2 separate regions of the Homo sapiens genome follow, and region 2 is linked to region 1. Evidence: read pairs that join two places in POLR2A ChIA-PET (ENCODE). Cell type or tissue: Panc1. All regions are shown on one strand.

Region 1 (5,000 bases):
GGCTAGCTGACTCTTGCTGGGACCTGTTGCCTGCGCAGCCCTTGCCAAGCCAGTTCCAGTACCCCGCCAACTGCATCTTGATGCTGCTCTGGGTGGGCTCATTGAAGAGTGAGCACTGGGCTGTTTCATCTAAGCTCCACAGCACTCCAGGGGATGGGATGAGCTAAGCATCAGACGGGGGAGGCCAAGAAGCTGGAGCTGCTCTAGGGAACCAGAGCCACAACGGAGGGCCCCTTCAGTGGCCAGAGTCCCTTCTCTGCTGGGTCTCTAGGGCCTTGCACCCCCCTGGACAGCCTTCCCCTCATCTCTTCTTCCCCCCTTCCAGACTGGACAAGAAGGTTCCAAAGCCATGGGGGAGGGTCACTTTGATCTTCTCCCTTTGTGAAGCATGGTATTGCACAGCCCCCAGCCTTTTCTCATCACTGCAGCCCACCTCCCCATGACACCACACGTGGAAAGACAGTGACTGTGAGTGTGTACGCATGGGAGCAGAAGGGGAGGACAAACGGAGGTGGCCAGTGAGTCAGGAGGCGGGGGGGGGGCTAGGGCTTCCCCAGGGGTCAGGACCTGTCACCAACCAAACCCCATGGGCCTATTCAGCAGCCCCAACTTGGCTGGTCTGGCCGAGGCCACACATTCCCTGGGGACTGAGCTCCAAGGTGCTGGGTCCCTGAGCAGGAAGCGGCCAGTGTTGAGTGGGCAGTGTCTCACTCCAGCCCCTCCTTCCCAGGCCAGTTCTTCTCATCTCCCTCAGTCTTTCCCAAGCAGGCCCTCATCTACAGGGCAGACCTGACTGGCTAGCCAATGTCTCCTGACGTGGGGAGCTTGGCCTGGACTGACTGGGTGGCTTGGGAGGTAAGTCAAGAGAGCAAACAGAGCATGGGCGTCTGGGGTTCACATGGCTCTGACCCTGAGGGCCGGCTACCTGAGTGGCAGCAGCTCTGGGTATCTATGCTAATGCACGAAGGCTTGGGTGGTAGCTCCGGCTGCAGGCAAGCTGCAGTGCCGTCTCATGCTCTTATTTAAGCAAATATGTGTGTGGAATATCATTTAAGCCCAAGGCATAATGGCTACCCTTGGATGATGCCCACGTGCTAGGCACTGACTTTTTTTTTTTTTTTTTTTTTGAGATGGAGTCTCACTGTGTCACCCAGGCTGGAGTGCAGTGGTGTGATCTCAGCTCACTGCAACTTCCGCCTCCCGGGTTCAAGTGATTCTCCTGACTCAGCCTCCCGAGTAGCTGGGACTACAGGTGACTGCCACCATGCCCGGCTAATTTTTGTATTTTTAGTAGAGACGGGGTTTCACCACATTGGCCAGGCTGGTCTCAAACTCCTGACCTTGTGATCTGCCCGCCTTGGTCTCCCATTTTTTTTTTTTTTTTTGAGACAGGGTCTCGCTCTGTCACCCGGGCTGGTGTGCAATGGCATGATCTCGGCTTACTGCAACCTCCACCTCTTGGGTTCAAGTGATTCTCATGCCTCAGCCTCCTGAGTAGCTGGGATTACAGGTGCATGCCACCATGCCCGGCTAATTTTTGTATTTTTAGTAAAGATGGGGTTTCACTATGTTGCCCAGGCTGGTCTCGAACTCCTGACCTGAGGTGGCCCACCCACCTTGGCCTCCCAAAGTACTGAGATTACAGGCATGAGCCACCGTGCCTGGCTACTAGGCAGTGACTTAATGAACTTTGAGGCCACCACCCTGATACCAACCCCCCTTCCCTTAGGGCTTGTCACTACCTAATATCACATCTTTTCCTTATGCATCTTGTCATCTGTCTCCTTCCTGAGAACAAATGCTCCAGCTGGACAGGGATTTTTGTTTCTTCCACTTCCTGCTGTCTCCCTGTGACCCAGTAGGGTGTCTGGCATGTAGTAGGTGCTCAATAAACATTTGTGGAGGAACTGAATGAATGAATGAATGAATGAATGATAGTCTCTTCGTCACAGCCCTGTGCAAGGCAGCGGGATCACCTGCATTTTAGGATAAGGAAACTGTGGCACAGGTTGACTGAGATGCTCATTGTCACGATACTCCTGCCAGGGCCAGGAATTGGGTGGGAGTTTGAGTACCCCAAGTCACCCTCCCTGGGAGGTAGAGGGCCTCACGCTGAAACCAACAGCAAGCGCTCCTCAGAGCAAGCACAGCCCATGCTGCTGTGAGTCTGCTCACTCTAAACTTCCTGCCTGCCACCTTTCCAGGGGTGAGGTGAGCATGACAGGCAACAAGCACCTTCATGTTTAAGATGGACCTTTTTTTTATTTTTTTAAGAGATAGGGTCTTGCTCTGTTGTCCAGGCTGATGTGCAGTGGCATAGTTATAGCTCACTGTTGCCTCGACCTCCTGGGCTCGAGTGATCCTCCTGCCTCAGCCTCCTGAGTAGCTGGGACTACAGGCATGTGTCACCATGCCCACTAATATCTATTTTTTGTAGAGATGGGGTTTTGCTATGTTGTCCAGGCTGGTCTTGAACTCATGGGCTCAAGCAATCCTCCCACTTTGGCCTCCCAAAATGCTGGGATTACAGGTGTGAGCCACTGTGCCTGACTTAAAGTGGACTGCTAACGGCTCTATTTTTCTGATTCCTCTTGGGTTGCAGATAGGGATGATGTTGACAGTAGAGCCTGGTGGCGGGAGCACGGAAATGCCACTAGCCATGGGACTCTTGAGCACATTCCTCTACTTCCCTGTGCCTCAGTTCCCTTATAGGTAAAATGGGGCCACTTCTGTTGTGTGCGTGAACCATGGTGAGGACCAAGTGAGTGAGTTTGCATCTGTGGAGAGCTCCAAGTAGTGCCCGGCTCCCAGGGAGCACTCAGCAAGGGTGAGCTCTCAGCATCACCCAGCAGATGACAGCATCTGGCCAGAAACCACAGCAAGTGTCTGCTAGGGAGGGACCACAACCAGAGCCAACACTGGGGGGGGCCCTGCTGGCTGTCTCCTGGGACTCTGCCCTCCCCCACCCTGGTTCTGTCAGGACCCCAGTGTACAACTCCAGCAGTCACAGCCCATGTGGAAGGTGCCCTGCAGCTGCACATGACAGTGGCCCTGCCACCCCTTCCCATGAAGCTATGTGCCCTGGAAGCTGACCCCATTCATGTTGTGAAACTTTGCTTTCAATTACATGTATATGCATGAGTGTACGCATGCGTGTGTGGGAACTGGACCATGATGTTGCAGGTAACAGGTGTTTTTGACTGCAGGTCATGGTTTAAAAAGTTTGAAAAACAATTTCCTCCTCCTTGCCAGTGACTGATTCATAAACAGACATGTAAGAGATTCTGGTCAATAAAGCCTCAAGGAGTGTGTCACTGGAGGCTACTGGGAACATGTTCTCTTGCTTATAAGACAACAATAGGCCTACTTTTCCCCTGCTGGCTGTGACAAGGCAGACAGTGCCCCAGCTGCTGTTGGCCACCATCTGCAACCATGAGGGACCCCAGTCTGTTGATAACATCCATGGAGGAGTGTGGGACCACGAGAATCACAAGAGCAATGGAACCGGAGACCTGACTGTTCTGTGCCTGGAGCCCATGCAGCTCTGAACTTCCACTTACAGAGACTGAGGAGATCCTTCACTACTTGTGCCCTGGGGGAGGGAGCTGCTATTACTTGGAGCCCAAGGCCTCCTAACTGGTATCACCACTGCCAGTGTTCTCTCTACAGAGGTGTGGGATTGTGCTTTCATATGTCTTTTCTAGCTCATCCTGCCATAAAGAGCCGAGCATGCTGGGGAGCAGCAGGAGTGGGAGCAGAGCCACTCTTGGCCCTGGGGTCTGCACTGCCCTCAGCTGACATCTGATGCAAGGCTCTGGGTTTCCTTCTGGGGAGCTCAGTGGGGTCGGACCCCATCTTACCTCACACCCAGCGCCCCAGCCAGGGACTCACCGGCTCTGTGGAGGGATCAAGCTGTCGCGCACGTGCAGGATGCCTACATATGGATAGCGCTCCATGTCCTGCTCCCAGTCCACGTAATGGTCCTGGACCACGTCTGCAGGAGAGAGCACACCATTTAGGGCAAGGACCCTCTGGCTGGCGTCGGCAACCCTTTATTCACCAGGGGGCCACGCACCTATAATCTTCTTCACCATCTCATACATGGCTTGTTCCTCCTCTTCTAACTTTCGCCACCGATATTTTAGGAGAATTAGGAGCCCCCACAAAAAAGCCAAGCCTGTGAGGGAACAAAACACTGTTAATCCCTCACACTTCATTTGGCAGTGGGTCTCACCATGGACAAGATGCTGTGATGGATGCTGTGGGGGATCCACCACATGGGTTTGGGTACCTACTATGTGTCAGGCTCAGGGCCAGCATGCGAGAAACAAAAGATACAGAAATGCAGAGGGACGACAGATTATTAAGTGATCATCTTCCTCCCACCGGCTGTCACCACAGCGGCATCCCCAGCCGTCCAGATCTCGGCTCCTCCCAACCTCATTCTGGGGCTTTCATCTCCTCCCTTGTGAACCAGAACACAGTGTTTCATACATATATACATGCCGGGGCCCTTTGTATTCCGAGATGCTGCTGCCGATAATGATTTCTGTGCCTGATGGCACAGGGGAGGGAGCTGTGTGCACACTGAGGCGGTCTGTGATTTGTAGCTCCAACTATCTCTGGAAAGCCGTGGTTTCTGTGACTTGGCCTTTCGCCTTCAGAGACGCCCTGAGGTCTCTGCTCAAAGGCGGCCCCCGATGTCAGGGGATAAGACTGGTGCCCTCCTTTCAGTGCAGCACCCTGAGTCCTTCTTGCTTTCATCAGGTATCTGTAGCTCTCCAGGAGATGTTTATATTTTTCAGGGAGTAAAAGTAGGCCAAGCCCCTGCTGTGCCTCCTGCTCGAAGCTGGTCCACACTGGGATCCCTGCAGAGCCCAGAAGGGGTGGGGCCCAGCTCCTGCTCAGGCCAGGCTCCCGCTCAGGAAATCTGACAGTCCCCTGCCCTGAATCAAGGACATTTTCTAGTTATCCTCACGGATTCCTGCCACCAATCTCCA
Region 2 (5,000 bases), 1.3 Mb before region 1:
GCAATGAAACTTGTAGTTGGCCGGCAGGAAAATATTCTGAGATGTGGATTCAAAGTTTCTAAGTGTGCACACGTACACACACACACCCCTACCTGCATGCATTTTGTAATTTACAAAGACTAGTCAAGTAAAGAGGGGTAATTTCACACCCCAGGAGGTCTGTATAAAGATAACTCTGGTCTTTAAAGCATCAGGTTTCAGGTAGAGGTGAAGAGAGAATGAATCAAACTCAAACTGCCATCCTCCCAGGTTAAAGATGAGTCCAGTCATCGTGGAGGCCTCTATTAACACAGGACATGCTAGGAAGGCCCATTAACCCACTGCCCTAGCACATTTGTTAACGTCCTAGTGCATTTGTTGATATCAACAGTTCACAGTTTTTATTCTGATAGGGATCTATTCCAGCAGACCAGCTTCTGTGACCTCTCAGGATGAGAAAAAGTAACACAAGAAAAGCTTCTTATGTAGTGAATTGAGAAGGAAATACCTAGATCAATATTCCCTCAGCACCTCTGGTAGGAAGTCCTTAGTAGGAGAAAAACACCATGAAGACCCTTAGTGCAGAAGGAAAAGGGGGTAGGGGGTGGTGGAAGGGAAGCTAAAAGAAGGGGCTGGAGGTTCTCAGAATTCAAACCACACAAACAAATGAAGTATTGAGGTCCCAGACTTGATCTGGGCCCAGTGTGAAAGCCCTAACTTATTTCTCCAGAAGAATATGTCCTCTGGTTTTAGACTTGGCACTGTGGGGAGAACCAGAGTGATCTATGGTGGATATACACACAAACATAGACACACATATTTGCATTTAGTAATTTTTGTAAAATTTCCATTTGCTTCTCTGATCCTGTCTGTATCTTTGGGAATAGATGTAAGAATATTACATCTCTCAGGCTTGCTCTGCCCCAGGTTTCTGAACATGGAATACATTTCTCCAGTGAAACTCAGTATTATGAGATTTGGGAGGTGGAAGTTAGGCCACAGCCATCTCAGGGACAGGTTTCACAGACATGAGTTTTGGCAGCAGCCTTGTGTTCTAAAGACATTTACTCCTAGGGGCTCTAGAGGATCTGCAACATCAGCAGAGGCTTCCTGTGGGTTCCTGATCTTTTAAAATTAGGGGTCTGCAGTGACTTGTGCTCCTCCAGACCCCCTAACAGTTTTAAGGGCTAATTCCCTGTAATATATTCAGTTCTGCTTAGACTGATTACAGGGATTCCTATTTCTTGACTGAATTCTCATGGCTATAGTGTCTCGTCACCATTTGACATCACCAAGAAGTCCTCATTCAGGTGCCTTTGGAAATTCCCTCAAACACACAGGAAATTAGAGTTTGAAAGAAAACGGAGAACCATGAGCACTGTCCAAATAGGAACTTCTCTCCTATCACAGAGAAAGGGAACTGAAAGTCATTTCTCAAGTGTCCCAAATTTAGTAATCTCACAAGAAGAACCAATCAGTGTTCTAGGACTAAACAGTGTCATAAGTTGCTGAGCAACAACTTGGATTGAAGATGCTATTATAATATATGAAATGTCTTTGAATTTACCATGTTTTTCTCAAGCACCATTTAAGAACAAGGCATTATGGCAGCCAGCAAAGGGCAGACATAGAAAATTATACATGGTTTTGCCTCTAAAAGAGGAGATGACAAGCTTAAATCATAGGATCAGACTCTTAGCACAGACTGATACCATAGGCTCTCATCTGGCCCATTCTCCTGACTCTTTAACTTTCAGGAAAGGTATTCCTGAAAAATTGCAGGAGAGACCATGCTGTAGGTCTCTTTCTAGCGATCTAGGAGTTAATGCCACAGTGTGTTCAAAGCCCTTTGATGCGATCAGATAATCAGTAATGTATGGAATATTTGTGTTCATAACTTGTGAGAACGGCTGCATGGCAGGACAAGACCCCAGCACAACAGTATGGAAAATCCACCCTAAGCAGACATGTCATGACTGATGTTGAACAATGGACTCACCAGCCAGGCACGGTGGCTCATGCCTGTAATCCCAGCACTTTGGGAGGCAGAAGCAGGCAGATCACGAGGTCAGGAGATCAAAACCATCCTGGTTAACATGGTGCAACCCCGTCTCTACTGAAAATACAAAAAAAAAAAAAAAAAAAAAAAAAAAAAAATTGGCCGGGCATGGTGGCGGGCGCCTGTAGTCCTAGCTACTCGGGAGGCTGAGGCAGGAGAATGGCGTGAACCCAGGAGGCAGAGCTTTCAGTGAGCCGAGATCGTGCCACTGCACTCCAGCCTGGGCGACAGAGCAAGACTTCCGTCTCGAAAACAAAACAACAACAAAAAAAAACAATGGATTCACCATCCGATGGGCTCCCTCACTGCCAGGTCACTCTTCATGGAAGTATTTGTATTCCAGTCCTTTCTGTGGAAAGAAATTAACATTCTCCTTTTCATAACACTGTATCTTCAGAAACAAGAGAGTCGAAGTCTCCTAATTTTCAGGACTGTCTATGTTGAACATCAAAATATATTCTTTAGAGCAGATCTTTAATAATCATATGACAAAAGAAAAACTTTCATAATCTTATGACATGAGGGAAGGAATATTAAAGCCGTTCTGTGGGTTATTATCTCTAACGTTCCCAATAGAATAGGCTTTGCCAGCTGGGTGTGGTGGCTCATGCCTGTAATCCCAGCACTTTGCGAGGCCAAGGCGGGCAAATCACGAGGTCAGGAGTCTGAGACCAGCCTGACCAACATGGTGAAACCCCGTCTCTACTAAAAATACAAAAATTATCCGGGCATGGTGGTGGGCGCCTGTAATCCCAGCTACTCAGGAGGCTGAGGCAGGAGAATCGCTTGAACCCGGGAGGCGGAGATTACAATGAGCTGAGATCACGCCACCAACTCCAGCTTGGGCGACAGAGCAAGACTCCGTCTAAAAAAAAAAAAAAAAAAAAAAAGAATAGGCTTTGCCCACTATACTCTCTCATATTCATTGACCTGAATCCTCAAATGAGGTGTGTCCATTAGTCAACTCCAATCTCTTGTCATATATAAGATGGTAGAGATGAGAAGAAGGTAGCTCCTTTACAGCCCACTATTTCCACTAACTACTACCTGTGTTTCAAGATACAGCCTTTCATCCTTCTCCAGTGTTGAGAGTGTTGAACCTCAGAGTTTCTCCTCTCATTTTCTCTAAATGAGATACAATGCCAGCCATCCCAAGCTCTTGGCCTGAGTTGATCATCTTGAAGTCTAGGACTCCAAGAAGCATGAAAGAGCTTCTTTAGTGAAGCTATGTCCTCAGTACTGCCAAAATTCAGACAATCTCCATGGCCTGACAATTTACCTTCTATTTGGGTAATTTATTGTCCCTTACGCAAACTCTCCAACTGTCATTGCACAGACATATGATCTGTATTTAGCTCTCACTTTAGGTGTTTCCATTGATTCTATTCTCACTAATGTGCTTCAGGTATATCCCTGTCTAGAAGTCAGATTGGGGTTAAAGAGTCTGTCCGTGATTGACTAACAGTCTTAAATACTTGATTTGTTGTTGTTGTTGTCCTGTTTGTTTAAGAACTTTACTTCTTTATCCAATGAACGGAGTATCTTGTGTCCTGGACCCTTTGCAAGAACCCTTCCCCTAGCAACAGATGCGTCATCTCAAAATATTTTTCTGATTGGCCAAAGAGTAATTGATTTGCATTTTAATGGTCAGACTCTATTACACCCCACATTCTCTTTTCTTTTATTCTTGTCTGTTCTGCCTCACTCCCGAGCTCTACTGACTCCCAACAGAGCGCCCAAGAAGAAAATGGCCATAAGTGGAGTCCCTGTGCTAGGATTTTTCATCATAGCTGTGCTGATGAGCGCTCAGGAATCATGGGCTATCAAAGGTAGGTGCTGAGGGAATGAAATCTGGGACGATAGACTACGAAGCATTGGAGAAAAGACCTATGGACATTTGGAAGATAATGTGTGGAGTGAAAGAATAGTGTGACAGGTATTATGTGGTCTCGACAGAAAGTATAACAAATTGTGGTTTGGTGGAGTTCTTCCCTCACCACAAACTGAAGTAAGTCAAATTTGGTTTAGAGGGTCAAAACTGAGTTGTGTATTGATGAATAGCAAGGTCCTGCTACAAGCCAAACTGGGGGTGGGGGTGGGGGTGGGGGAGGAAGAATATTTTCTGGCAAGCATTAACAAGTTATATTTCTGGGCTTTAATTATTCTTTCTGGAAAATTAGTAAAATTAAAAACTAAAAACCACACATAGTTTTGCTAGAATTAAATGAAAAAAAAAAAGTTATTAGCCCTGTTCTTATCTGAATACATGATACAGTAGTTATTTTTTGGAGTGTAAATCCTGTCGGTATATATTGAGCACATATATTGTGTTGAAGATTACTAGAAGGAAAAGTCATCAAAAAGCAACAATTTACCCCAGGAAAAGGGGAGGGAAGGCATGCTGATATGAGTTGCCTCATGGGACAGTGATAGCCATTCCCTGCCTTCCCATCTCCATGGTACAGCAGATCTTATATCATGTTAACTTAGTAATATTTCCAAGAGAGTAGAAAAATAAGTAAGGAAATGGGGAATCTGATATTATTCTCTCTCATCTCCAGAGCAACATTGGTGCTGTTGTAAAGATGTACTGTAGAAAAGTATTCTTCACCCAGCGTGACCCCCACAGAAGGTGTCAGGTAGACTTGAAATAAGCAAAGTAATAACCCAGCTCCCATACCCATAGTGGCAATTGTAGATTTCTATTGCCCCAAAAGAGCCATACATAGGGATACTTACCTAGAAAGACAGAGGATCTTCCCTTGGTTTGTGAAGAGGCAGCTAGTATATTTGTGTGTGTTTGCATAGATGCAAACGGTAAATAAATTCCTAGGTTTATCAATACACAGTCAAACATTAAAATCTCTCATCTTGGCTGGGCACGGTGGCTCACGCCTGTAATCCCAGCACTTTGGGAGGCCGAGGCGGGCGGATCATGAGGTCAAGAGATCGAGACCGTCCT

What was found. Peaks named below come from ENCODE experiments on the same cell type or tissue, not always from the same donor. Only the 100,000 strongest peaks of a DNase experiment are listed, where the experiment ranks them.
Region 2: POLR2A ChIA-PET joins it to region 1 with 11 read pairs; 2 of 35 experiments call an interaction of 5 or more read pairs at or near these places.

The regions. Positions count from the first base shown.
Region 1 is chr6:33,773,063-33,778,062 of GRCh38, forward strand. LEMD2 (LEM domain nuclear envelope protein 2) reads right to left here. Exons shown (of 9, transcript NM_181336.4): 7 at 4,076-4,177; 8 at 3,892-3,994. Among named protein-coding and RNA genes, the nearest start is that of LEMD2, 14 kb to the right of the region's middle. RefSeq lists an enhancer at 1-481. In Panc1, no CTCF peak of the experiment used is centred here; no DNase peak of the experiment used is centred here.
Region 2 is chr6:32,436,166-32,441,165 of GRCh38, forward strand. HLA-DRA (major histocompatibility complex, class II, DR alpha) reads left to right here and starts at 3,722. Exons shown (of 5, transcript NM_019111.5): 1 at 3,722-3,867. The coding sequence starts at 3,786. In Panc1, no CTCF peak of the experiment used is centred here; no DNase peak of the experiment used is centred here; H3K27me3 peaks cover 1,383 bases.